Linked DNA regions of Mus musculus: all the other regions are linked to region 3. A link is a loop called in an ENCODE intact Hi-C map of the cell type or tissue named here. Cell type or tissue: heart. All regions are shown on one strand. Each heading gives the region's core, and the rest is flanking DNA. Links, peaks and the distances in the headings are about the cores only.

What was found. Hi-C counts contacts between places; a loop is a spot of excess contacts. Peaks named below come from ENCODE experiments on the same cell type or tissue, not always from the same donor. Only the 100,000 strongest peaks of a DNase experiment are listed, where the experiment ranks them.
Region 1: it touches region 3 in a loop (6-fold over the local background); 5 of 42 quality-filtered maps call a loop at or near these places.
Region 2: a loop joins it to region 3, with 4 times the contacts of the local background. A loop is called at or near these places in 11 of 42 quality-filtered maps.

What each region holds. Positions count from the first base shown.
Region 1 is chr17:79,103,905-79,112,230 of GRCm38, forward strand. No RefSeq gene overlaps it. Among named protein-coding and RNA genes, the nearest start is that of Qpct, 56 kb to the left of the region's middle. In heart, for the core only: a CTCF peak has its summit at 7,116; no DNase peak of the experiment used is centred there.
Region 2 is chr17:79,658,024-79,666,349 of GRCm38, forward strand. Rmdn2 (regulator of microtubule dynamics 2) reads left to right here. Exons shown (of 11, transcript NM_001368314.1): 5 at 1,390-1,450. The region is part of intron 1 of Gm33006 (a long non-coding RNA gene); the gene reads right to left. Among named protein-coding and RNA genes, the nearest start is that of Gm33006, 5.7 kb to the right of the region's middle. In heart, for the core only: CTCF peaks have their summits at 3,494 (motif pointing right) and 5,999 (motif pointing right); no DNase peak of the experiment used is centred there.
Region 3 is chr17:79,710,830-79,719,099 of GRCm38, forward strand. It overlaps Cyp1b1 (cytochrome P450, family 1, subfamily b, polypeptide 1), which reads right to left and starts at 4,232. Exons shown (of 3, transcript NM_009994.2): 1 at 3,858-4,232; 2 at 2,440-3,483. The coding sequence starts at 3,482. RefSeq lists promoters at 4,099-8,270, 4,105-5,303 and enhancers at 5,035-5,303, 5,066-5,096, 5,087-5,116, 5,229-5,257. In heart, for the core only: a CTCF peak has its summit at 4,928 (motif pointing left); DNase peaks (open chromatin) are centred at 2,832, 3,352, 4,242, 4,982 and 1 weaker place; H3K4me3 peaks cover 3,659 bases; H3K27ac peaks cover 2,456 bases; H3K27me3 peaks cover 5,201 bases.

The sequences.
Region 1 (8,326 bases), core at 233-8,232, 610 kb before region 3:
CTACATAAGTTAAAGCTGTCTTAAGTTTTCTCTAAGGTTTACCTGGAATCTGACAAGGCCTACTAGTTTTACAGTATGTACACAGATAGTACTAATTTGTTGCATCATTCCGTATGTGTAATTTAAATTCACCTCTCCCCAGAGTGTGATGCTGTACACTATGTTTTTAGCTAAACTGCCAACGTCAGAGCTCCAGATGTGTCTACTTAAAACAATGACAACTGAACTTGCTAAGTGTTAATAGTCCTTCAAGCAAGGAGATGGCCAAGGTCACTCCTTGGTAGTTCCAGTCACTCCTGGTATGTGATTAGGCTCCAATTATATCAGACGTCAAGGCTTTCTGGGAGCCCTAATTATAGGAGTCATTAAGGTTTCCTGGGAATACAGGCTAAAAACTAAAATGGGGAGGAGAGTCACCTGCACAACAATAAAAACTATTGGTATGGGAGCAAAGGTCCCAAATATTGCCTAACATCCCTCTTTAGAAAAATTTCTTACAACAAATAATACATTTGTTTGTTACTGTTATGTCTTATGATGTTATATATTTTTAACCAAGAGAGTTGTTAAAAATCACTAAATATAACTATATAAATATAAATTCCCCTAACTTCTTGGTTCTTTTTCTAAAACCTACAAGAAGAAAGTTACTTTTCTAGACATTTCCATTAAGATGACTCAACCCCTTGTGCCCTAACACTCTGCTATTTCCTCTGCCTAGAGAAGTCCCCTCCCCAGAAAGATACTTCTTGACTTTTCTTCTTCTGAGCCTTGTCAGAAAACGTAATCTTGCTGCTAAATCTTCCCTGAGCCCTGAATTTAAAATTGAGACCTTGATTTTTCTGTGTTCTATCCTTTCTTTAATCACCTGCTAAAATACTGCATGATTTACTTAATTATTTTTATTTTTTTTAATTTGGAAATTAAATTTTAATGAATCACTAATAAAAACAAAATTTTTAAAATTTGAACGTTTTAAAAATAAATGTAAACACTGCTAAAGTGGAGGTCTTTGCTTTGCTCATTTGAGAACTTTCTAGATAAATGAGTTAATTGCAGTGGAATTAGGGACATGGGACTCAAATGAAAGGTGGACAGTAGAGCCACGTGGGCATTTGAGATTGGAATGGACACTGTAGGTCATAATGGTGACCCAGTAGCCTTCTGGGGTCTGTCGCATTGTCGTTGGTAAAAAGGAAATAATCTCAGTGAATGTCAGTTGGCCACCCTCCTTAGGTAGATCCTATGAACAGATGCGACTTAGAGTGTTCTAGTTGTGTGTGTGTGTGTGTGCAAACGCGCCTGTCTTTTTTGTTTTGCTTTGCTTTTGCATTAGTTACCAAGAGGCTAATAATATTTCATAATGGAAAGAGATACTTTAAAAAATTCCCAAACATGGACATATTTTTTAAAAAGGAAGGAAACGTGAAAACTTCCAGGAGAAAATGTGTAGGTGAATTACTTCTGGTTTTTGATGCACTGTAGACGCAGGGCAGTGGCGGCATGGCCTTTAGTGGTGGATGAAGAGCACGTCAGCTGTTTCAAGACCTCAACCTTCAGGAATGCTCAAAGTTGCCTTCACCCCCCTGCTTCTGGACAGAGAACCTTGACTTAAATTCTCATCACCCTGTCCCTCACTGACTTCCCCAACTTGGCGTTTGTTTTATTCAGGGTTTCTATTCCTGCACAAACATCATGACCAAGAAGCAAGTTGGGGAGGAAAGGGTTTATTCAGCTTATACTTTCATACTGCTGTTCATCACCAAAAGAAGCCAGGACTGGAACTCAAGCAGGTCAGAAAGCAGGAGCTGATGCAGAAGCCACGGAGGGATGTTCTTTACTGGCTTGCTTCCCCTGGTTTGCTCAGCCTGCTCTCTTATAGAACCAAGACTGTCAGCCCAGAGATGGTCCCACCCACAAGGGGCCGTTCCTCCTTGATCACTAATTGAGAAAATGCCTTACAGTTGGATCTCATGGAGGTATTTCCTCAACTGAAGCTCCTTTCTCTGTGATAACTCCAGCTGTGTCAAGTTGACACAACAGCCAGTACAATTGACCCCTTGTCAACTTGACACACAAACACATCACTACTAAGCCTCAACCGTTACATTCTTATTCATCCCCAAGCTCTAAATAACTTTAAATGTTTAAATTTTCAATCTCTTTAAAATATTGATCTCTTTTAAAATCTGAAGTCTTTTTATAATTAAAAGTCTTTTAACTGTGGGCTCCACTAAAATAGTTTCTTCCTTCAAGAGGGAAAATATCAGAGCACAGTCACAATCAAAAGCAAAAGTCAATCTCCAACCATCCAATGTCTGGGATCCAACTCACAATCTTCTGGGCTCCTCCAAGGGCTTGGGTCACTTCTCCAGCCATGCCCTTTGTAGCATACACGTCATCCTCTAGGCTCCAGATGCCTGTACTCCACTGCTGCTGCTGCTCTTGGTGGTCATCTCATGGTACTGGCATCTCCAAAACACTGCATGACCCCTTCAGTCCTGGGCCTTCAATTGCAACTGAGGCTGCACCTTCACCAATGGCCTTCCATGGCCTCTCACAGTGCTGAGCCTCAGCTGTTCTGCGTGATCCCTTCATGCCTTCAAAACCAGTACCACCTGGGTGACCCTTACACATTACCAAGTCCAGCCACAGCACAAGGTACAACTTTGGCTATATCTGGAACACAGCCACTGTGCTCTCAGAAAACACTTCCCAGAAGATGTCACCTCAACGATGCTGGTCTCTTCTTAATCACCGCTAATTTCTTATCTCCAGCTAACCAGCATCAATAGTCCCAGTAACGCAAAGGTTTTGCTTTAATAGTTCTGGTATCTTGTTAATCACAGCTTTCTTTAGCCCCAGCTAACCAGAACTATAGAATCTTAAACTCCAACTGGCCAATGTCTGGGATCCAACTCAAGATCTTCTGGGCTCCTCCAAGGGCTTGGAACACTTCTCTAGCCATGTCCTTTGTAGCACATGCATCGTCCTCCAGGCTCCAGATGCCTGTACTCCACTGCTGCTGCTGCTCTTGGTGGTCATCTCGTGGTACTGGCATCTCCAAAACACTGCTGTCTTCTGCTGTAACTAGGCTTCACCAACAGCCTCTCATAGGCTCTCTTCATGGTGCCAAGCCTCAACTCCTTTGCAGGACCCCTTCAGTTCTGGGCCATCAATTGCAACTGAGGCTGCACCTTCACCAATGGCCTTCCATGGCCTCTCTCGGTGCCGAGTCTCAGCTGCTCTTCATGACCACTTCATGCCTTCAAAACTAGTACCACCTGGGTGACTCTTTCACATTACCAAGTCCAGCCACAGCACAAGGTACAATCTTGGCTATATCTGGAACACAGCCACCGTGCTCTCAGAAAACACTTCCCAGAAGATGTCACCTCAATGATGCTGGTCTCTTCTTAATCACCGCTAATTTCTTAGCTCCATCTAACCAGCATCAATAGTCCCAGTAATACAAAAGTTTCACTTTAGTAGTTCTGGTATCTTGTTAATCACAGCTGATTCTTCAGCCCCAGCTAATTAGAACCACAGAATCTTCACAAAATAACAATGGCCCTGAAAAGAGTCTTTAATTTTCCCTCTGAAATTTCACAAGCCTGGCCTCCATCTTCTGCACTGTTCTCAACATTATCTTCCAAGCTCCTACACAACATCTCACAGAGCTCTTAACACCAAATGGATCTTCTGGCCCAAAGTTCCAAAGTCCTTCCACAGTCCTCCCCCAAACATGGTCAGGTTGTCACAGGAATACCCCACTATGCTGGTACCAATTTCTCTTAGTCAGGGTTTCTATTCCTGCACAAACATCATGACCAAGAAGCAAGTTGGGTGGGGGGCCGGGGAGGGTTTATTGAGCTTACACTTCCATACTGCTGTTCATTACCAAGAAGTCAAGACTGGAACTCAAGCAGGTCAGGAAGCAGGAGCTGATGCAGAGGCCATGGAGGGATGTTCTTTACTGGCTTGCTTGCCCTGGCTTGCTCAGCCTGCTCTCTTATAGAACCAAGACCACCAGCCCAGAGATGGTCCCACCCACAAGGGGCCTTTCCCCCTTGATCACTAATTGAGAAAATGCCTTACAGTTGGATCTCATGGAGGCATTTCCTTAACTGAAGCTCCTTTCTCTGTGATAACTCCAGTTGTGTCAAGTTGACACACAAAACCAGCCAGTATATCATCTTAGGTAGAGCTTGGCCTTGTGGATATGGTGGCTGGAGAGGAAAAGGCCCCAGGAGATCTCATTATGATGCCGAAGCTGGGGTTTGCCTGTGTCTTGGAGAGACTTCTTATTTCATGACTGTGGCCCCTTCCTACAGGAGATGTCCTGCTTCCCCTCTCTGTTCCCTACGGTGGTGGAAACTTGATTGTGCGGACCTTCAGTTTCCACAGAAGTTCAAAGGTTCACCAAGTACCGTTTAGAGTATGTAATTTGACCATTGAATAACAGGGTGGACTTCAAGTTTCTGGTTACCAGACAAGGGAAGTGGTGCTAAATGGAAGCAGAAACCCCAGTGCAGGCTCCGGAACAAGGAACCACATTGGCTTAAGATGGGGCAGGGGCCTCACTGTCCTTGGAAGTGAAGTCTGCGGTGTTTCTTGTTAGTTGTCTGGGCCAATCACAGTGTTTTTCTGGGCCACGATATCCTCAGCTGCAACCTCATTCTCTGCAGGGATTTGTTGAGCCCTAAAAGCCATGTGGCCACTCTGAGTAGTGTTCAAGGGCTTTACCTTTGGCCTTGTGGCTGAATTCAAATCCCGATTCTTCAATATAAAACACATTCAACATTGATCAGGCTATATTTCCTTTCTCTCATGTGGATATTGGGATTTCACTCACAGGGTTTTAATTAGGTGAATTAACACTTTTAAAAACAGCGTGTGAGAATGTCTGGCACTAATTATTCATGAAGGATGCTCACGAGTATGACCTTACACAAGGCTGCTTTCTTTCCTGTTTGTTAATTTTCATGTGATAACAAAGGAATGGGTTTCAATATGAATTTTATAAACACACTGCATTCTTTGTTCTTATTCACACACAACTCTCTCCCCCTTTTCCCCTCAACACTTGTCCCTTCCTCTTTCATGTCTCATGTATTTCTCTGCCCTTTCTTATTTCTCTCGTTCCCCTTCCCTCTTCTAGTCTACTCCCTCTCTCCCTACACACATGTACACACACACACTCTACATGTGAAGAACATGAAATATTTATCATAATTCTGTAACTGACCTATTTCCCTTATCATCCCTAGTTCCATCCATTTTTTCTGAAGATGTCATGGCTTCATTATTTATACCCATTTTCTTTACTATTCATCTATCGATGAACATTGTAATCTGGTCCTATAACTTGGCGATAGTAAATAGTGTTTCGATATACATGGACAGATAAGTGGTTCTGTAGTATTTTAATTTAGTCTCCTTTGGGTACATTTCTAGAAAAGAAAACATAGCTGGGATCATATAGTAATTCTATATTAGGAATTACTGAGGAACCACCTCCTGATGTCTCGAATGGTCAGAGAACTTCACACTTTCCCTCTACACCATGCTTGTCAGCTTTCGGTTGCTATTTTAGTGATAACCATTCTGACAGGGGTGGTCTAGAATCTAATTGTAGTTTTGGTTAGCATTTTGGTTGGGGTTACTTTCAAGGGACGGTATTTTATATAAAGGTGGCATCCACAGTCAGCTGCGAGGCTCTTGTCACGTTTAACAATGAGACTGGTAAAGATCAGAGGAGTGTAGTGACTTGCTGGTGTGTGTAAGAGCCAGGACCTTGAAATACTCCGGGGGAGAAATGAGTCAGACATTCACCGAAGAGACAGAGTTGGATTAATCTACTCTGGTGAGCAGACTTTTTACGCACAGCCAAGGACAGAAGAAAACCCTCCACACAGGTGATACCAATAGGCTGCCACTAGCATCTGAGAACATCCTCTGGGCGGGCTTCCTAGGAGCAATACTGATGCTGCCTTGCGTGTCTGCTCCTGCTGCCCTTACTTTCTAACTTTGTCTGCTAAATTAGGAAGTCAAGATGCAGTTAGCACGGCCATGAGGACCAGACTCCGCTTTTGTTTGGCCCCTCTGAGGCAGCTCCCGAGGCGGAGCTCCAGTAGTCCACCTCGGATCTTTAACACCACCGCTCCTTCGTTTTTTATAGCTACTATTCTTTTTTTTTTTTAAAGTCATTGAAATGATTGCTTCACAAAGTTTTGTTTTGTTGGTTTTTTTTTGTTTTTTTGTTTTTTTGTTTTTGTTTTTTTGTTTTTTTGGTTTTTCGAGACAGGGTTTCTCTGTATACCCCTGGCTGTCCTGGAACTCACTTTGTAGACCAGGCTGGCCTCGAACTCAGAAATCTGCCTGCCTCTGCCTCCCGAGTGCTGGGATTAAAGGCATGCGCCACCACGCCCGGCTGAAAAGTTCTTATTTATTGCTCTTTAATATTTTCTAAAGCAATGCAGTTATTACAGTAAGTTTGAAAAGTATAGAGGTATAGAAATAAGAAAACAGTAATATTTCTCTCCCTCCATTCCCTCTTTTCTTTTCCTTTTGCAGAGATATGCATTGGACTCAGGCCTTGTACATGCCAGACAAGCACTCGGACTCTGAGCTCTTGGCCTTCTTAGATTTCTTCCTATGAATGAATATATATGAATATATACATATGTATATGTATATATATGTGTATATGTGTGTATACATAGAATATATATATAATCTTTTCCTATTCATATAAATTTTACTGTCAATCATTATCCTATCCATACTTTGCACATATAATATCCTTTCTTGAATTATTTTAAAGAACATTGTATGTTAATAAATGATTTGAAAACAGTTTTTAATGGCTCCATGGTAGTCCATTGCAGGAATAAATCAGAGTGTATTTATTTTAATCTCCCTCAGTATTTCTAATATTTTACTTTCATAAATAAACAATACCTGATGAAGTTTTGCATATAAACCTTTGTCCAGATCTCTGTTTCCTTGACAGTAGACTTCACACATAAAAGGGTGACAATTCGCATTCAGGGTTCATCTGGGTTTAGGGCAACTGAACTCCGGGATGACTGCTTTCTGCATGAACCTCAGGCTGCCAGTAGGTGTCGACTTTGCCTCATGTTTCTTCTTGCAGCTCTTTATCCATTTATTTTCAGGATCATCTTTGAAGGGCTGTGGGAGAATGCATTGTTAGTAAGTCAATAGAGTTCAAATATAAAATTTGAAGTCTCTCCCAAGGGTCACAACCCCGAGTGCCCGAGGGCTTGGCTATTTTTCTTTTCTATGTGTTGCTGATTGTATCCAACCCAGCAGCCTATGTGGTGCTGACCTGCTACTGAGAGAAATACAGTCAGTCAGCACAGCCTGCAAGGCTCTCTAGGAATGTGTACACATGCATCATACACACACACACACACACACACACACACACACACTCACACACGCACACACGCACACACGCACAAGGAGAGGGGAAAGACATTCGCTTTTGCCTAATGAGTGTATTCTTGAAGCATCCTATAATTAAAAATTGATAACCTTATAGAGATATCTATTTTAGACAGCCTCCTTTCTAAATAAGGAAACTGAGTCTTGGAGAGGTTAACTTGTTAACATGGTACAAGTATTGAGATGGTTAATCGCTGTTGTTGATGTGTTTAGATTGAGAGTCACCGGGGAGACCGAGGCACACGTCTTAATGTATCTGTAAGGACATTTTCAGGATGGCTTAGTGGAGAGGGAATGATGAACCTGAGTGTGGGTGACATTGTCCCACGGTCTGAAGGCCCAGATGGAATAAGAAGAGGAAAGAAATAGCAAGCCAAGCTACTGCTGGCTTTCCTGGACTGCCAAGGTGTGTCTACTCAGCTTTTACCACGCCTTCGCTGTGCCACGGAGAACCAACACCTCTGGCAACTGGAGTTCAACATGTTTTTTCTCCCTTAAGATGTTTCTTTATGGTGTTTTGTCACAACGATGAGAAATTTGATGAGCGCATGCTATGCTGAAGCAGAATTCAGATCCGGACATTTACCTTTTAAAAAAAGAAAAAATATATTTTTCTATCTGTATGTACACCTGCATACCAGAAGAGAGCATCAGATCATATTATAGATAGCTGTGAGCCCCTGTGTGGTTGCTGGGAATTGAACTCAGGACCTCTGGAAGCCCATACAATGATCTTAACTGCTGAGCCCTATCTCCAGGCGCAAGCACACTTATCTTTGAAGTGTATGACTTTAACAATTTCCCCATCTTTGTTAAAAAAAAATAAATCTACAATACCAAAGCTCTTTATTAACCA
Region 2 (8,326 bases), core at 204-8,203, 53 kb before region 3:
TTAAACTAGTCAGTCTGTCAGTGTGTCCTGTTGGATAAAATGATGGGGTATCACGTTTAGACCTCAATTGACATTAATCCCGTATCTTTTTACATTTAAAACAATATCACATCGACTCCAGGACGTGTATGTTCATTTGATTTATTTATCTCCTCTGACAAAACACATTTGTATTCTGTGTTGCCAAGTTGATAATTAGCATGCAATACAGTTAGTAAGCTTAACAGTATTATGTTTGTTCTGTCCAGTGGTCTTAGGATTCCTTAGTTGGACGCTTTTCTTCTTCTGGAAAGATAAAAGCAAAGAGCCTTGTCCTAACCCTAATTCTGGGTCTTACATTGACTAGCAAAATAGATCTTCCCTGGGGGGTGCGGGGCGGGGGTCCTTTTTGGCAACAGAAAAAGCATTATCTTTTAAATTGAAATTATAACCCTTATGTGGATAAATATGCCTACATTACCCTTTCTCTTTATATAAAATTAAGACTGACATGCATTCATCTTTTAGCTTACTAAGGACATTTCTACTTATTTTTAAGCAAAAACTTAGATAGTACCTTTGAGGAAAAACAGTGTGTCACTTTGGACCTTAGACTGTCTTTCGAAATCAGCTTTATCTTATCAGCAGGGAGTCCCACTCTGACTTCACTGTGTAGACCACGATGGTCTAAAACCTACAGAGATCTGCCGCCTGACTCTGTCTGCTGTGTGCTGGGATTAAAGGCATATGCCACAGCCATCCTGCTCAAATATTTCACCTCAATTTCAAATCATTATAACTCTTTAATTCATAAAACAACAAATTTGAACTGTACTGACATTATGAATTTACTTAAAATCTTTTTAAAAATCTCCTATGTTTTAGTAATGCCAAATAATCAAAATCTCCTTGTTGATAAACTGAGGATAATAATTTAAGGGCTCCATTTATTCCCTGAACCCATTCTTGTCGTGACTGAGCAGGCCAGCTCCCTGGCCGGTCCCCGCCCTCACACACGCTGTGCTCTCTTGACATTGCTCTAATTGATCAGGTTACCTGATTATGGATTTGCTGTGTAGTGAGGACTTTGGGCCCTGGAAGTCATGGACCAGCTCTAATGTGATGTCTTATCCCCAAATGTTCACACAATACAGTAGCTAATAAGCATTCAGCACGTGATGTTTGAATTGATTACAAGCACCGTGCTTGGAAGCTGGTAAAACGTAGATCAAGAACCCGACTCCCAGAGGAAGCAACTGACCCTGGGCTGAATGACCTCATCTGACAAGCACAAGGGGAACAAACACTTTCCACCTCAGGACCCGACTTAGGAGCCACTGTCTTGACTGGAGACTCTACTTCCTACCCACTCCTATAATGACACTAAACTTCTGTCTCTCTGTCTTTCAGGAAAAACTTTAGGAGAGAGAGCTATTACCAGAGCGCCCATGAATGGACACTGCCATCTGTGGTAAGCATGCGGGGTCCCCGCAGCCCTACCTCCCCAGTATGCATGCCTCTCTCCACACCGCAGGGTGTCCCTTTTTTAAAATTAGATATTTTCTTTATTTACATTTCAAATTTTATCCCCTTTTTTGGTTTCACCTCCGAACCTCAGTCCCCTCCCTCTTCGTCCTGCTCACCAACCCACCCACTTCTGCTTCCTAGTCCTGGCATTCCCCTACACTGGGGCACAGGACCAAGGGCCTCTCCTCCCACTGATGACCAACAAGGCCATCCTCTGCTACATATGCGGCTGGAGCCATGGGTCCCTCCATGTGTACTCCTTTAGCCCTGGGAGCTCTGAGGGTACTGGCTGGTTCATACTGTTGTTCCTCCTATGGGGCAGCAAACCCCTTCAGCTCCATGGGTACTTTCTCTAGCTCTTCCATTGGGAACTCTGTGCTCAGTCCAATGGTTGGCTGAGAGCATCCACTTCTGTATTTGTCAGGCACTAGCAGAGACTCTCAGGAGACAGCTATATCAGGCTCCTGACAGCAAGATCTTGTTGGCATCTATAATAGTGTCTTGGTTTGGTGGTTGTATATGGGATGGATCCCCAGGTGGGGCAGTCTATGGATGGTCATTCCTTCAGTCTCTGCTCCATACATTGTAACTCCTCCCATGAGTATTTTGTTCCCCCTTCTGAGAAGGACTGAAGCATCCACACTTGATCTTCCTTCTTGAGTTTCGTGTGTTTTGCAAATTGTATCTTGGATATTCTGAGCTTCTGGGCTAATATCCACTCATCAGTGAGTGCATATCATGTGTGTTCTTTTATGATTGGGTTGCCTCACTCAGGATGATATTTTCTAGTTCCGTCCATTTGCCTAAGAATTTCATAAATTTAACACATTGCTGCACTGAACTGACCAGCCACGGTTCCTCGCTCGCTCGCAGAAAAAGACAGTGGGTAGTGTCATGGTTACATTTGTTCTCACATATTTCTCCTTAGATTATGCTCTAAATTTGAGTAGTTCCTGAGAACCTAACAAGTCTCATGCCTTTGAGGATAAACTATAATTAAATCTAATTAGATATAGGTTTTTGAAAACATATACTAAAGTTATGACATGTTTCTGAGCAAAATGTGGCACCGGTGTTCCAAAGATTGGAAGTGAGGGGTCATTTTCTTTAACCTGATGAGTAACAGGAAACAAATTCCACAGGTCAAGGGAAATCCAGTCTGTGACTTAGGATCACCAAACCGGGGACAAACTTGGGTGACATAGGATGGGGAACTTTGGAGCAAAGGAGGAAAGCCACTTCCTGGTTCTGGCTGGTTGCTTTGTTTTTTTGGGGGTTTTTTTGTTTGTTTGTTCCCCCCCCCCAAAGGGATGTGTCCTCCTTCTACACTGAAAAAAAGCAAAGAAAAATATATTGTTCTAAATTATCCTTCCTTTTATTTGTTGGTCAGTTTTATATTTTTAGATTCCTAGTTGTTGCCACCACCTCAGGCTTTGTTTCTCTCCCAGGCTAAATGAGCACACAGTTACCCTAGATACAGCAGAAAATTAACTTATGGTCATTTCTTGAATGTAGGTGTCTTAGTTGGGGTTTTACTGCTGTGGACAGACACCATGACCAAGGCTACCCTTATAAGGACAACATTTAATTTGGGGCTGGCTTAAAGTTTCAGAGGTTCAGTCCATTATCGTCAAGGTGGGAGCATGGCAGGGTCCAGGCAGGCATGGTGCAGGAGGAGCTGAGAGGTCTACATCTTCATCTGAAGGCTGCTAGCAGATTACTGGCTTCCAGGCAGCTAGTGTGAAAGAGTCTTAAAGCCACTGCCCACTTGACACGCTTCGACCAGCAAGAGCACACCTCCAAATAGTGCCACTCCCTGTGCCAAGCATATTCAAACCACCATAGTAGCTTTTCATAAATTTACCCTCTCCGGGGCTATTTTGTTTCTTTAGGGACATCCCTAGGCAAAATCTATCTAAAACAGCTATCTTTTCGCTGTTCCCAAGATTCCTAACAGCAAAGCTGTCTGTTTATTCTGTCATCAGCAGGGGGCGCTCCATTCACAAGGACTTGCTTTAACTTTCTGAACAAAATCCAGTAGTTTTTGTGTACTCCAACTTCTAAGAGACACATGCCAAAATGTGAAGTGAGCTTAAGGAGCTAGAACATGTGACTTGGTCTTCGGCACGGCATACATTGGTGGAAGCCCCCTGAAGAGGCTACTTCAGAGTGGGAAGGCAGCTCACACTTTGGTGCTTCAGTTAAGGCCGGAGGAGGGGGCAACTGAGAGGTGAACTCGCTGGTACAGACTTAAAAGATCACTGCAATGTGTAGGCGTCTTGGATTTTATATCTCTCCTTAGCTTGCCTAGATCATCTTGTATACTTTAAAACTGGCATGCGTGATAAAGCACTTGTGTTCCTTCACTTTGAGGAGTACTTGAAACGAGTTTGTACTGAGAACGCTATCCTCTCTCTTCATCTTTGAAACTGGGTGCCTGGGACCTGGTCAGCAAGATCAGGGTGCAAGCAAACACTCGTGTTTCCCCTTTAACTGACTTCCTCTTCTCCTCCCTACGCCTCCTTCCGAGGCCTTCCTCTCACTTCTGCTCCCTCTTCTTCCTCTTGGCCTTTCTCTGCTCTTCCGTCTGTCCAGCAGTCCTCTGGACCCATGAGCAATCACATGAGAAATATACACTGTCTTCAGTGAGGCCCTTTATCAATGTGAGTTCTGAGTTTTCACAGAGAATATCGGATCTTCTCTGCCGGCTCTGTAGTACCTGAGCCCTGGCTTGCTACAGTAGTCAGCACTTAGTCCCCCTCAGTATGTTGCCTACCCTGCCTTCCCTTAACCTCCTCCACTCCCTCTTTCCATTTTTGTTGTGAATCTAATACCTTGATTATGACAACAGGACTTAATTCGCAGAATAAGTTAAATCATCACAAAGTAATGATCCAATTATTTCGTGTAATTTTTTTTTAAATTCACTATCAATTTTTTAAAATGTTAAGATCAATTCAACTGATGGAAATTTGATAAATTTTAATGTCAGTTTAACATTCACTCTCAAAATGTATTCTGTCTACTCAATAGAAAGCCCTTCAATCAATCAAATATTAAAACTTATTGTGGTAATGAATGAAAGAGAATCTTAAGTTTTGACTTGTGAAATAACACGTGGATAAACTGATCTCATAGCTAGCCCTGTTGCATGTAATTTTAAAATGTATGCAGTTGCAGGGGCCGGCAACAGTCTCACCCAGCCCCCAACAGCTAACTTTGTCAAACCTCTAATGACCGAGCTGCAGCTATGTCTTTCTCCTATCCACCTGAGTGCAGCAGACAGCTTCAATATTTTAAAACCAGCCAACTGCTGGGCGGGCGAAGATTTTCTTATACCATCCTTCTTAGCTTCTGCAGCCACCATAGGCTACAAATTATCGGTCCCCAAGAGTTCCATGCTCCACAGCCTCATCCGAATTCCTCTCCCTCTCTCTCTCCTCCTCTTCTTCCTGGGACCCGGAAATCCCTCTTTATCCTTCACTCACCGATTAGCTTCTGCCATCTTTATCAACCAGTTAAAATGGGGAGAAGGTTCACATGGACTCACCAAAGTGTGTGACCAACTTCTCATCACGAAGAAGCAGAATTAGCATCAAAATACGAACAGCACCAGGGAGATCCACAGCACCTCACAGTGCTGAGGGAAAATCTTATTCTTCTGGAAGTCTTTCAGGGTAAATTAAGGCATTAATAAAACTTTTCTCATTCAGTCAACAAGAATGGCAAACTGTGCTGTGAAGGCTAAATCCACTCATCTGTTTTGCAAAACAAATATTCATTGGATAGCTGGGATTATAGGTCAACTTGGGAAAAACTTCCCAACTGTAACTTTAAGACTACAGAAGCATTCTGTAAGATTCTGTTGCCTTTATCATATCAACCTAAAATACTCTGGGGTCAAGATAATAAAATATATTTATAATATGTTGGCCAAATGGGTTTGGCTGTAGGTATAAATATATCTCTCATATGAGTCATGCTCTATTGTGCTCTACTGTTTATGACTTATAGCTACACTCCTTATAGCATATGAGTCACACAACAGTCTGTTTCTGTTGCCTAAATACAGAAGCAATGCTCTGTGTGTGTGTGTGTGTGTGTGTGTGTGTGTGTGTGTGTTGATTAGGAAGCAGAGCCACACAATGAGTGGAAAAGCAGAAACTAGAACTTAGCTGTTGTGTTCTGATGTTTTCAGCCCTCCTTCTATTCCAAGAGGCTGCCTCTGATCCCTACTGTGTGCACAGTGATCCTCTGATCCCTACTGTGTGCACAGTGTTAGTGCTGAATCACAAATAGGCAAGAAGTGAGTAGGGTTGTGTTGAAGCTATATGACTGTCCCTTTTAATAGTATATTCAATATCAATGCAAACATATACGTGTGTGTGTGTGTGTGTGTGTGTGTGTGTGTGTGTGTGTGTACACATTATATATGAGCAAGTCTTATGAAAGCAGCAGTACCTCAAATAACCTCTAGATGGAGGTAATTCACCGTCATGTAAAGTGGCTTAGGCAGGATTCCCGTCAGACTTGAGTTTGGGAAATAAAATATTAAATTACATTTTAAAATGAGCACTATAAAAATAATATACACATATCATAACTAGAGTTGACTAGAAGAAAGGAGGTGATGAGCCTTTGGGGGAAAGCGAACAAGTGACCTTGGAGTTTATGGCACAGAGGAAAGCAAGTAATGTTTTAGACTCAAGACAGATTTCAGAACAGATTATACTTGTCCTAAGTCCCTAGGGGTACATTATGTGAAAGAGTACAAGTACTTCCTATAATGTTTATAGTTCATGGAATTCCTTTGCCTTTTCTCTTCACTCATAGTAACTTAGAAGGACTGAAAATACTCCATAGTCTAGAAGTCTTCGGAAGGAATGATGCAGCCGAATTTTAGCATTTCAAAAATATTGAATTGTTGCATAAACAGTCAACTTAGGCCTTTGTTTGTTAAAGACATAGGGTAAATAATAATAGGAAATACGAGGCTCCATTGGTAAATTCTATCACATATTTAAGGAAAGAACACACCACGTTTCTGCCAGCTCTTCCAGAGCCTCTGTGTAGCCCCGCACCACTGTATGCCTTCTGGCCAGCATCTCTCGTGGCTATAGGTATAGAACTTGTTTCAAAATGTAGTAGCAAACTGAACCGCAACGATGTAGGAAAAGCATACACAGTGGCCGTGTGGATTCTTTCCTGGGCTTTTGAGAAGCCTGTTTGACATGTAAAAGTCAGCTAGTTAGTTCATTAATAAACTGAAGAGGGAGAAAGATCATATGCTGACATCAATAGATACAGAAAAGCACAGTGGACAGACAATTATTATTCGTGGAAAGTAAAACAAACAAAACCTCTCAAAAACCAGAAGAGTGGGAACTGCCTCCGCTTAGCAGAGAACAAACCCCAGAGGAGCCATGGCTAGCATCATTGCTGATGTAAGAGGGTGGCTCTCCTGCCGCATATGCATGGGAGATAAGGCAGGGTAGGTGTGTTCCTCACACCATGGCTCTCCTGGTTCTTCTGAGAATTCTGGTGAATGCACAGAAGAATGTGAGAGAGACGGACAAGAAGGAAAAACCTTGACTCCTTGCTGAAGATGTGACAGCCTTTACACCCCTAGAATTTAGTCAGCAACGCAAGGTTGCAGGATACCAAATTAATGTACAACACCCAGTCAATTTAATATACTAGGGATATGTAATTGAAATTTAAAATTAAAATACATTGCCATTTGCAGTAACATGCACCCAAACTCAAATATTTAGGGTTTAAAATACATATAAAATATGTACAAGATCTCTATGAGACAAACTGCAAACTCTAATAGTGATATGGAGAACTATGTAAATGGAGAGCCAGTTCGTGCTGTGGGTTCATAGCCCCAGAATTGCCAAGATGTCAGTTTTCTCAGTATAATCCAGAAATTTGATACATCACCAGCAAAAATCCTGTCAACTTATGTGATATCATGAACACCGTTTATATGGAGAAACAAAAACCCCAAGTCAGAGTTGGAGGAGGGAGCAAGGCTGAGGAGCAACACTTCATGACTTAAAGGCTGTGTGCACTAACCCAGGTACAGCAGTGATCCTGGGACCTTAGGCAACAAGCACAAATTCCCAGAGTGGGATCAGAGTGCTCTGAAACAGTGCTCATTTAATATCCAACCTCTGGGTTCAGAGGAGCAAACTCCATTCTCGTTTAAAGCGTTTGATCAGTGATCTGCCTGGCTCTAAGTTCTCAGGTCATTTCCAATAGGCTGGCTTGATTGTTCTTCCTCCCTCTACGGTGGTGGGTTCCATTGGCTGTAAAGAGAACAGTCACAGCTGAAAGGGGAGTTTCACTGATTGCAAGTGAGTGACTTTTGGCTCTTGTTTTTTGTCTCCCATGTAACAATAATAATGTTACTGTTCCAATTTAAGAAATTACCCAATCATTTTTGTACTTGGAAGGTATACGCACTCAGAGAAGCGATCACGATAGCACTCAAAACCATATGCCGGAGCTCAGTTTTTAAAACAATATAAGACTATCACACTCTTTGCATAGTTAAATGTGTGCATTTTGTGTCAGGCAGCAGCATCCTGATGTCCTCTAGAGACTTGCACAGACAGAAACAGGTGTGAAAAACAATGTATCCTCAACTTTTAGAGTAGATAAGCCAGTTGCTGAAGAAACACTGTGTCTAATCTACAGTCAAATAACCATTTCTGTAAAGGGTTGTATGGGGGGGGGGGGAGAATCAGTCATTCTTGGGTGGATGTACCCTTGTACTAATGCATTGTTTCCAGGAGGAATGGAGAAAAATGAG
Region 3 (8,270 bases), core at 1-8,000:
TTTAATTCCACAAAGTATCTAGGTCTGTGACTGAATTACAATTTCTGAAAGAAAGTCTAAAACAGGTTACTAATTTCTCACACTCGGTACTACAAGTTAAACAATAATAATTTTATTTTTCTGTGATAAGCCTCTTGTAGTCTAGGATTTATCTTCCATTGTGAGAAAATAAAACTCTCCAGTTTTTAATAGTCTAAAAATGCACAAGAGTATACCTTTTAGACACCCAGGAAAATATTTGCCTATCTTTTAAAACCTACAGACCTAACAAATGGACTTACAGCTAGATGTTCACATACACACTTTAACATGTTCATTTTATATCAGTGTAGTTATAAAATATATTTTCAATGTTTTATAAAGAAATCTACAAAGGCAAAAGGGCCCTGGACCCACAGAAATTAAAATGCCACCCTGAAAGCAAATTATTTTTCTTCTCTCATATCCTTAGGCAATTCCTTGTTTCTATTTTATAAAGTACTATTGGTCTCTGGATAGATGACGCTACGCATGTCCTAAACTCACAAAGCAGAGCCCCAGCTTGTAAGATGAGGGACCCATTATAGGTCTGCACTGCTTTTGCTAGGAACGGGGACAATTCTTTTGGAACTCAAAATCTTCCTGCGCAGCAAACTCTATAAAGGCAATTCCTTAACCTCTCATTTTTAAATCCAATATTATATACCTAGAAATCTATTTTCAGAAAATAGCTTAAAAGGGATAATGATGTTTAATCATAGCAATGCTCAAAACTCACAATGCAGCCAAAACCTGCATTAATTAATGTTAAACCTGATTATATTAATGTATATAACTAGAACAGGGTATTATATAGCCATCAAAATTGCTAAAATCTGTGCTGGAGAGATGCCCCAGTGTTTAAGGCGTACCAGTGGCGACTGCATCAATAAAATGTGTATCTAAACAGGCATCGTAATTTGCCCACTCTGGTTACATAGCCTTTTCAGGAAAAGGAAAAATAATGTCACCTTTATTTCATTGAAAGTGACCCTGAAATGGTTTTATTTCTTTGGAACACATGGAGAACAACTTATACAGCTCAATAATTTTTTTTTTCTTTTTTCAAAGAGTACTCGCTTATCTTGGGATGTGAAAGACCTGACAATACATTCTAGGAAGACCTTTTTCCTAATCTTGGGTTCAATGCCCTTTAAGAGAATTTCTGCCCCCTCATCTCACTAGTCCCAATATGTTTCCACGATTTGACTTTAATATTGAAAAGCTATTTTAAATATACGTTACTTTTAAAATGAGAAAGCAGATCTAAGGGAATACGAATTGTGTGAATTCTAATAGGAACCAGATCCTGTGTGACAAATTCAAAGGTGAGCGCATCTTCAGCACTTCTTAGGGCAGTGGTTCTCACCCTCCCTAATGCTGCAACCCTCGTGTTTTGGTGACCCTCCCCCCCAATCATAACATTATTTCCGTGGCTACTTCAAAATTGTAATTTTGCTACTGTTATGAATTGTAATGAATCTGTGTTTTCCTGTGGTTTTAGGCGACATGGGTCGAGTGACCCACCGGTTGAGAACCGCTGTCTTATTCTCTAGGAAAACAAGTAGTGCTTCTAGATAAAATACAGGGTAAATCTGCATTTTAGGTAAATAATAGGTAATTGTCAAATTCCCATAAAGGATTCATTTACTTAAACCACCTGAGTGCGAGGAGGAGGTGGGGACGCTGCTTAATCCTGATGTTCAGCCTTGCGCTATAGAGGTCTGATCCCTGGCCCAGAGATCAAGACTCCCACCAGCACCTAGACTCCTCTCTAGAGGATGATGGCACGCCACAGAATTGACGCCACCTGCTTATTTTGTGGTGGAACCGCCTCAGGGTAAACCTTATTCTTAGGTTGTCCTCTGGGAACACAGACCTCTGCTGGCTTCCTTAGCCTGGTAACAGAACCCTGCCCGAAGTTGGAAGTAGGGCCCACAGCCTCCCTGGGACCCGCTGTGCGCTGTGTTTAGTTACTGCATTCCCCTTAAACTTGGAACCGGTCCAATTTTGCTTCTATTGAGCCACGGAAGGCTCAAAGCTGATAGGCCAGCACAGTAAAATTCTTGTTTGTTTGTTTGTTTGTTTGTTTGCTTGTTTGTTTGGTTGGTTTTTTTTTTTTTTTTTTTTTTTTTGTGGGGAAGGACTCTTAATACATTTGTTCCCTATCACGGGGAAGGGGGGATAGGGAGTGGGGCGCAACATCAGAGATGCTGGAAAGTCCTGGCAACACTTATAGAGGGGGAGCACATGTCTTGGCCTGCCCAGTTGAACCCGGCCTTATCTTACCTGAGATCTCAGTTTCGAGGAATTGGGGGTTGGGGGGCGACGCAGCGCGAAACCTCAAACCCTGCGCCCAGAGGCACTCCTTTTTTCAAAGGAGGAAAAGAAGGACTGACCCAGCCCTCCCGGAGGCTTTACCTGGTAAAGAGGATGAGCAGCCACAGCAGCGCGGTGGAAAGGGTGTCCTGGCTGGCTCCGAAGATGTCCGTAATAGTGGCAGGCACATCCTCCAAGTCCAGCCCGGAGGAATCGTCGCCAGGGGCCCCAGACGCTTTCTTTTCGGCAGAGAGGATGAAGGCGTCCGTCATGTCTCGAGGAGCAGCCCCGGGCACCAGGCTTTCGCGGTGCCTCAGGAACTTGTCCAGAACGAAGTTGCTGAAGTTGCGGTTGAGCTGCTCGAACTTGCGGAAGGTGGTGCGCACCGGGTTGGGAAATAGCTGCAGCCAGGGCAGCACATCCACCAGGCTGCCCGCACCCACTGTGCGCCCGAACTCCTCATTGTGGCTGAGCAGCTCTAGGAACTCCGCATCGTCGTGGTTGTACCGACAGCCGAAGCACACAGCGCTCATGACGTTGGCCACCGCCACAATGACCGGCTGCGTTGGATCGAGGAAGGCGCCGCCCGCACAGCGCCGCACCAGCACTGCCACCAATTCTCGAGCCTCTGCCAGCGCGTGGCCCTCGAGAAGACCGCGACTGCGCGGGTGGCGCGTGGAGAAAGCACGCATCGTGCTATAGGCCGAGCGTCGCTGCGTCTTCCAGTGCTCAGAGTAGTGACCGAACGCCAGACTGCGGCCACCAGACACCACACGGAAAGAGGCGAAGGGCGGCCGGTCCGCGAAGATGCTGCCCTGCTGCACCAGGGCCTGGTGGATGGCACTCTCTCCATTCAGCACCACCACGGGACAGCTGCCCAGACGGATCTGGAAAACGTCGCCATAGCGCCTTGCAAGGCGAGCGAAGTACAAGTGCGACGCCTGGCCAACAGCCGCCGCGTTTCCGATCAGTGGCCAAGGAAAGGGACCTGGGGGCGAGGACCACGGTTTCCGTTGCCACTGTCGCAGCAGCCACTGGCCTAAGTGCACGGCGGCCAGGACGGAGAAGAGTAGCAGAAGAGTGGTCTGCTGGGTAGACAGCGAGCTCAGCTGCTGTGGACTGTCTGCACTAAGGCTGGTGGCCATGCTGGGGACACAAAGGCAAACCGTGAAACTCAGGTGTGCAAAGGAAAAAAAGAGTGCCCTCCGTCCCGCGTCTCGGCCCCAGCATGGGGCTTTACCCTGGGATTGAGTAGAGAGGAGGCAGTGCATAATTCAGGTAAAGGCTAGCTTTCTGGGCAAGATGCTTAAAACTATGTTTCCTACCCAACTCAGCCTCCAGCAGAGACCTATCGGCTTCCAAATCCCCAGCTGCCTAACGGTTCCCAGAATTCCGACACAATGCCGGTGGGTGGCAGACACTGAGGCAGGTTTCTTTTAAAGTACCTAATACCCCCACCCCTGACCTTCAAGAACTGCCCTGAAGAGACCTCAGGAAAGTGGCTCCGCGGACAGACTGACCTGCGATGAAGCGTGGTTTCCAGCGGTGTAGAGCAGCGGGATCTGGGAGAAGCTCTGGAGCCTCTGCCCAGATTCTGGCAAGGCTTCAACCTGAGAGTCCCCAGGGACCCCGAGACCTAGACACCTGAGGCCCGCTGCTTTAGCACCTACTCTTGACTCAATCAGAGCCTAAACTTAGATTAGGATGGAGGACAGGGACAAAAGTGTCTCAAGTTTGCACCTGGGACCCCGCAAAGTCAGGGCTTTCTCACGGAGTTGGGGTTGCAGTTGAGAAGGGTCGGGGGTGGGAGTTGATAAAGTGGAGTTAAATCCCAGCCCGCTGGCAGTTTTCAAGCTGGCGTCGCAGAGGTGTCTGCAACGCACCCCAGAGGCGATGCGCCATCCCTCTACTCCGGGGTTTTAAGGACTGGGTAGAGACTGGAGGAAGCGGGACCTTAGGGGGTGGGGCGTGAGGGGCGGGACGCACTGCGAAAATCCACAGATCTGTGAGTTGGGTCTCACATCCGTGCTTAGTGACCCAGGGTGGTCCAGTGGGAAATCCGCGCCTCTGGCTGGGACCCTCCTGAAACAATAGCTGGCAGCTTTGTTAGGATCCGCCTTGTAAAGTTTTCCTTTGGCGACAAGGGCTTGTCGTCAGTCATCCTCCCCACCCCCCACCCCCCAGTCAAGACCCCCACGCTTTCCTCAGAACCGAGCTTGGGACAGAATTTCCAACGCCTCTGCGCGCTGGAGCAAAGCTCAACCAGGAGCACGCCCTCCTCCTCCAGGTGACTCGAGTTTGGTGCCTTGCTCATGATCCTTAGGCACCGAGCCAGGAAAAGAAACTTGCTATTTTAATATCAGGACAGCTTGGTTTGCCTTGCATTTATCTTTATCTTAAGGTTTTACAAAGCATTTGGCCCCACGGCCGCGGCCCTTTGTGTGCACAGATCTCTACCTCTGAGATTTGGAAACCTTTAAAGTTCTCCCGCCCCAAGGCGTGCACCATCCTTCTGCACACAAAGCTCTCAGAAGGCAAGGCTTCCCGCGTTGAAACGACAGGAACTCTGCCACCTGCTGGACACGCGTGACAGCTCAGGTCGCCCCAGGCAGTGATCCAAGCTTGGGCACCAGAGACAGTCCTGGAGCGCCAGACCCGAGAGGGGGCGGTGAGTGGGAGGAGGAGGCGGCTCTGTACGCCAACAAACGGTTGGGTTGAAAAGTTTCTGCTGTCGCCTCCCCCTTGCGTGCGGAGCTGTGCCTTGCGTGCGCCGCTTCTGGGAAGTCGGCTCCAGTCATCTCCCTGGGCGCTGCTCGCGGCCGCCCCTCCCGCGTTTCTCACGACACCTGACACGCCGAGGCGGCGGCCAAGGGCGGGGTGCCTGCCGCCACCACCCTTGGCGGCGCACGCACAGCTGCCGCCCGCAGGGCCTGCCCTGAGGATGCTCGATCGCAGCCAACTGGTCGACCCCCACTCACTCAGCTTGTTTCCCAAACTAGCTTCGGGGACGCTTTCTTCAAAGAGAAAGCCAAGGATGTCAAAAGGCCTGGGAAGCAACTGCTCTTGTTTATGGTCAATGCAAGGTATCGTGCAAAACACCTGAGAGAACAAGGTTTCTGTTAGGCTCTGGAAAAGGCAACCCAAGAAAGAGGTAGACTGCTTCTAATAAAGGAAGAATTGTAGCCCCAGGTCATTGGTGTGATCTCTGGATAACCCGTTCCCAGCGTTGTGTTATTGTCTCATTTACAAATAAAGAGATTCAGAGAGATTATGAGACTATTATCTGAATCACAATGTTCTCTATAGGTGAAGACAGGATTTAAACTCACAAAGTTCCACTCCAAATCCCTCATACGGGTCTATTAAAAGCACCCTTAAGAGGATCAACAAGTTTCTTGCTGAACAATACAAAACAAGCAAAACAAACCAAAACAAAATTTGCATAGGATCTGGCCAGAGGCTCAACAGCTAATGGTGCTTGCTAACAACACTGACCACCTGAACTAGATGCCACAGGGCACAAGGCTCAAGTAATCCTCTCACCTCCACGCCCATGCCAAAGCACACACACTTGCGTGTACATAAGTGTAATAAGTTTTGAATCAGCCAAAAGGATGTTGTTTTTTGTTTTCATGACTGAGGATTATAAGACTCACAGAGAAAAGCTATGCTCACTCTTTGCCCTTGAATTGGCCAAGAGCAAGGCCAGTAGAAGTTGTCCCACAGCTGACATTAAAACAACTGATTACATTATAAAGGAACTTAATGAAAATGTCTGAAAGAGAGTCTAACATCTTTCAATAAAATTCCTGGCCTGCTAAGAAAAGGCCTTTTTATAAGTCTTTTCAGTAACTTTTGCAGTCTTTTCTGAATGAGATTTTATATATACTATAGTCTAGCTCTCCTGTGATGACGTGGGTCAAGTGTGTCTTAGTTTACTAATAACCATTGGTTTCTCAGAGCTGCACTGGTCCAACATACCTGTTTTGGTTTGTCTTTCTCCTGTTGTAACGAAATGCTGGAGACTGGTCCATGTATCAAAGGGGGCAATGGGTTTACATGAGATCATAGTTCAAGAGGCAGGAAAGTCCTCCAAGAACATGAAACCAGCTCCTGAGAGGAGGGCGAAGGTAAAGGGCAGCCACCGCTACAGTCCATGAGAGCAGAACACTCAGGAGAACCATTTTAACACATCACGTTCTTTGCTCCCAGTATCTAGAAGCTCCCCCTAAGCACCACCACTACCCAGAGAAATTAAAGTGGCAGCGCATGCGCTTTGGGGAGACACATGCGAAAACCATAAGAAGCTCTTCCAAAGAAAGTTTGTGGTGACCTTCCAGTGTGCGGCTTTAGCAGAACCCTGTCCAGAGATTTAGGACTTAACCATCTGTACTCAGAGCCTTTCTCCTAGCATCTCTGCCAGAATTAGATAAGGTAGGTAGAAGCTGCCTTCAAACCAAATCAACTTCCATTGTAATGCACAAAACAAGGGGTAAAGCTAAACTAAGACCTCATGTTTAACAAATGCTATGTAGCTTTTAGATCATCACGTGCACGCCTGCCTGCCACAGCAGACGCTGTCCTTGGCCGCAGCTCCTGTTCTAGGGCATGCCTCAAAAAGGAGAGGAACCAGTTGGACAGATGGTGTCAGGGAGATAGGCTCTTATCAAAGATGACAAACGAGTGTGCCTGGCCACCTGGGCTTTTAGGCTACAGGTGCCACTGAAGAGTCTTAGTCCCCAATAAACACTTCATAGAAACTGGGTGGTGGCGGCGGCAGCTGCAGCACTCAGGAAGCAGAAGCAGGGACATCTCTGGGAGTCTAGTCCACAGAGCCAGCCTGGTATACAGAGCAAGTTCTAGGACATTGAAGGCTGCACAAAGAAAACCTGACTTGGGGATGGGGTTTGAGGTGAGATGACTTCAGATAAATCCAAGCACCGGTATGTATTTCTGATCCATCTGGTTCTGTTCTCTCTTAACCAAGCATCTGTATTTGGGATAATGCCATAATTTCTCAACCAACCTGTGGCTCTCAACCTAGAAATCTCTTCTCAGTCAACAATACAGAAGGCAGCATTTCTTCCTCCCAGATCTCAACCTTGAATCAGTCTTTCTTCCTTTCTTCCTTTCTTCCTTCCTTCCTCCCTCCCTCCCTCTCTCTCTTTCTTTCTCTCTCTCTCTTTTTTCCCTCTTTTCTTCTTTTCTTCCCTGCAAATAACTTCCAAAAAGACCAGTTAAGCTGGGAAGTGGTTTAAAGTGGGGATTTAAAATGCTTCATAGTGTGCCAACTCCCAGACACAGTTTCAGCTTATACAGAGAACATACCAGCTCCTGTGGCAAAGGCTAGCAGCAATACCTCAGGGCATAAGATGACCCAGGCAGGGTGGCTTGTCCTCATCTCTGCTTCCTCTGCTCTTTGTTCTTCTAAGTCTTTCACAGATGGAGACTGTGGCCACAGGCAGCCTTCAGATGAAGGCCCTGAGAGAAAACATCTCTTTCAAGGTCCTAGACGGGCCACATTGGCATTGGGTTTCACACTGTGATTAAGGGCTTGTTTTATAATTAGAAGGGAAAAAAAAAAGTGGGCAAAACATCCGGAAGCCAAGGAGCCTCCAAAATGCACTCCATGCATCCTGAGCATCACGGCCATCAAGTTAAATAATACAAATCCATTGTTACTATGATGCTGTTGTCCTTATTACAAGTCAGCAATAGCCGGATTCTCTCTAGAGACAACACAACACCCAAGACAGCTCTGCCCTTTATCACCTCTAAGTGGATGTTATAGGTAAGCAGTGTGATCCTCCAATCCACTGCAAACATACAAGCATGCTCACAGAAAGGAACATGAGGAAAAAGAAGTTATTATTTCCAACAACCCTGACATTGGGAGAATAGTGATCAGGCACTTGTTATGCAGGGTGGGGAGC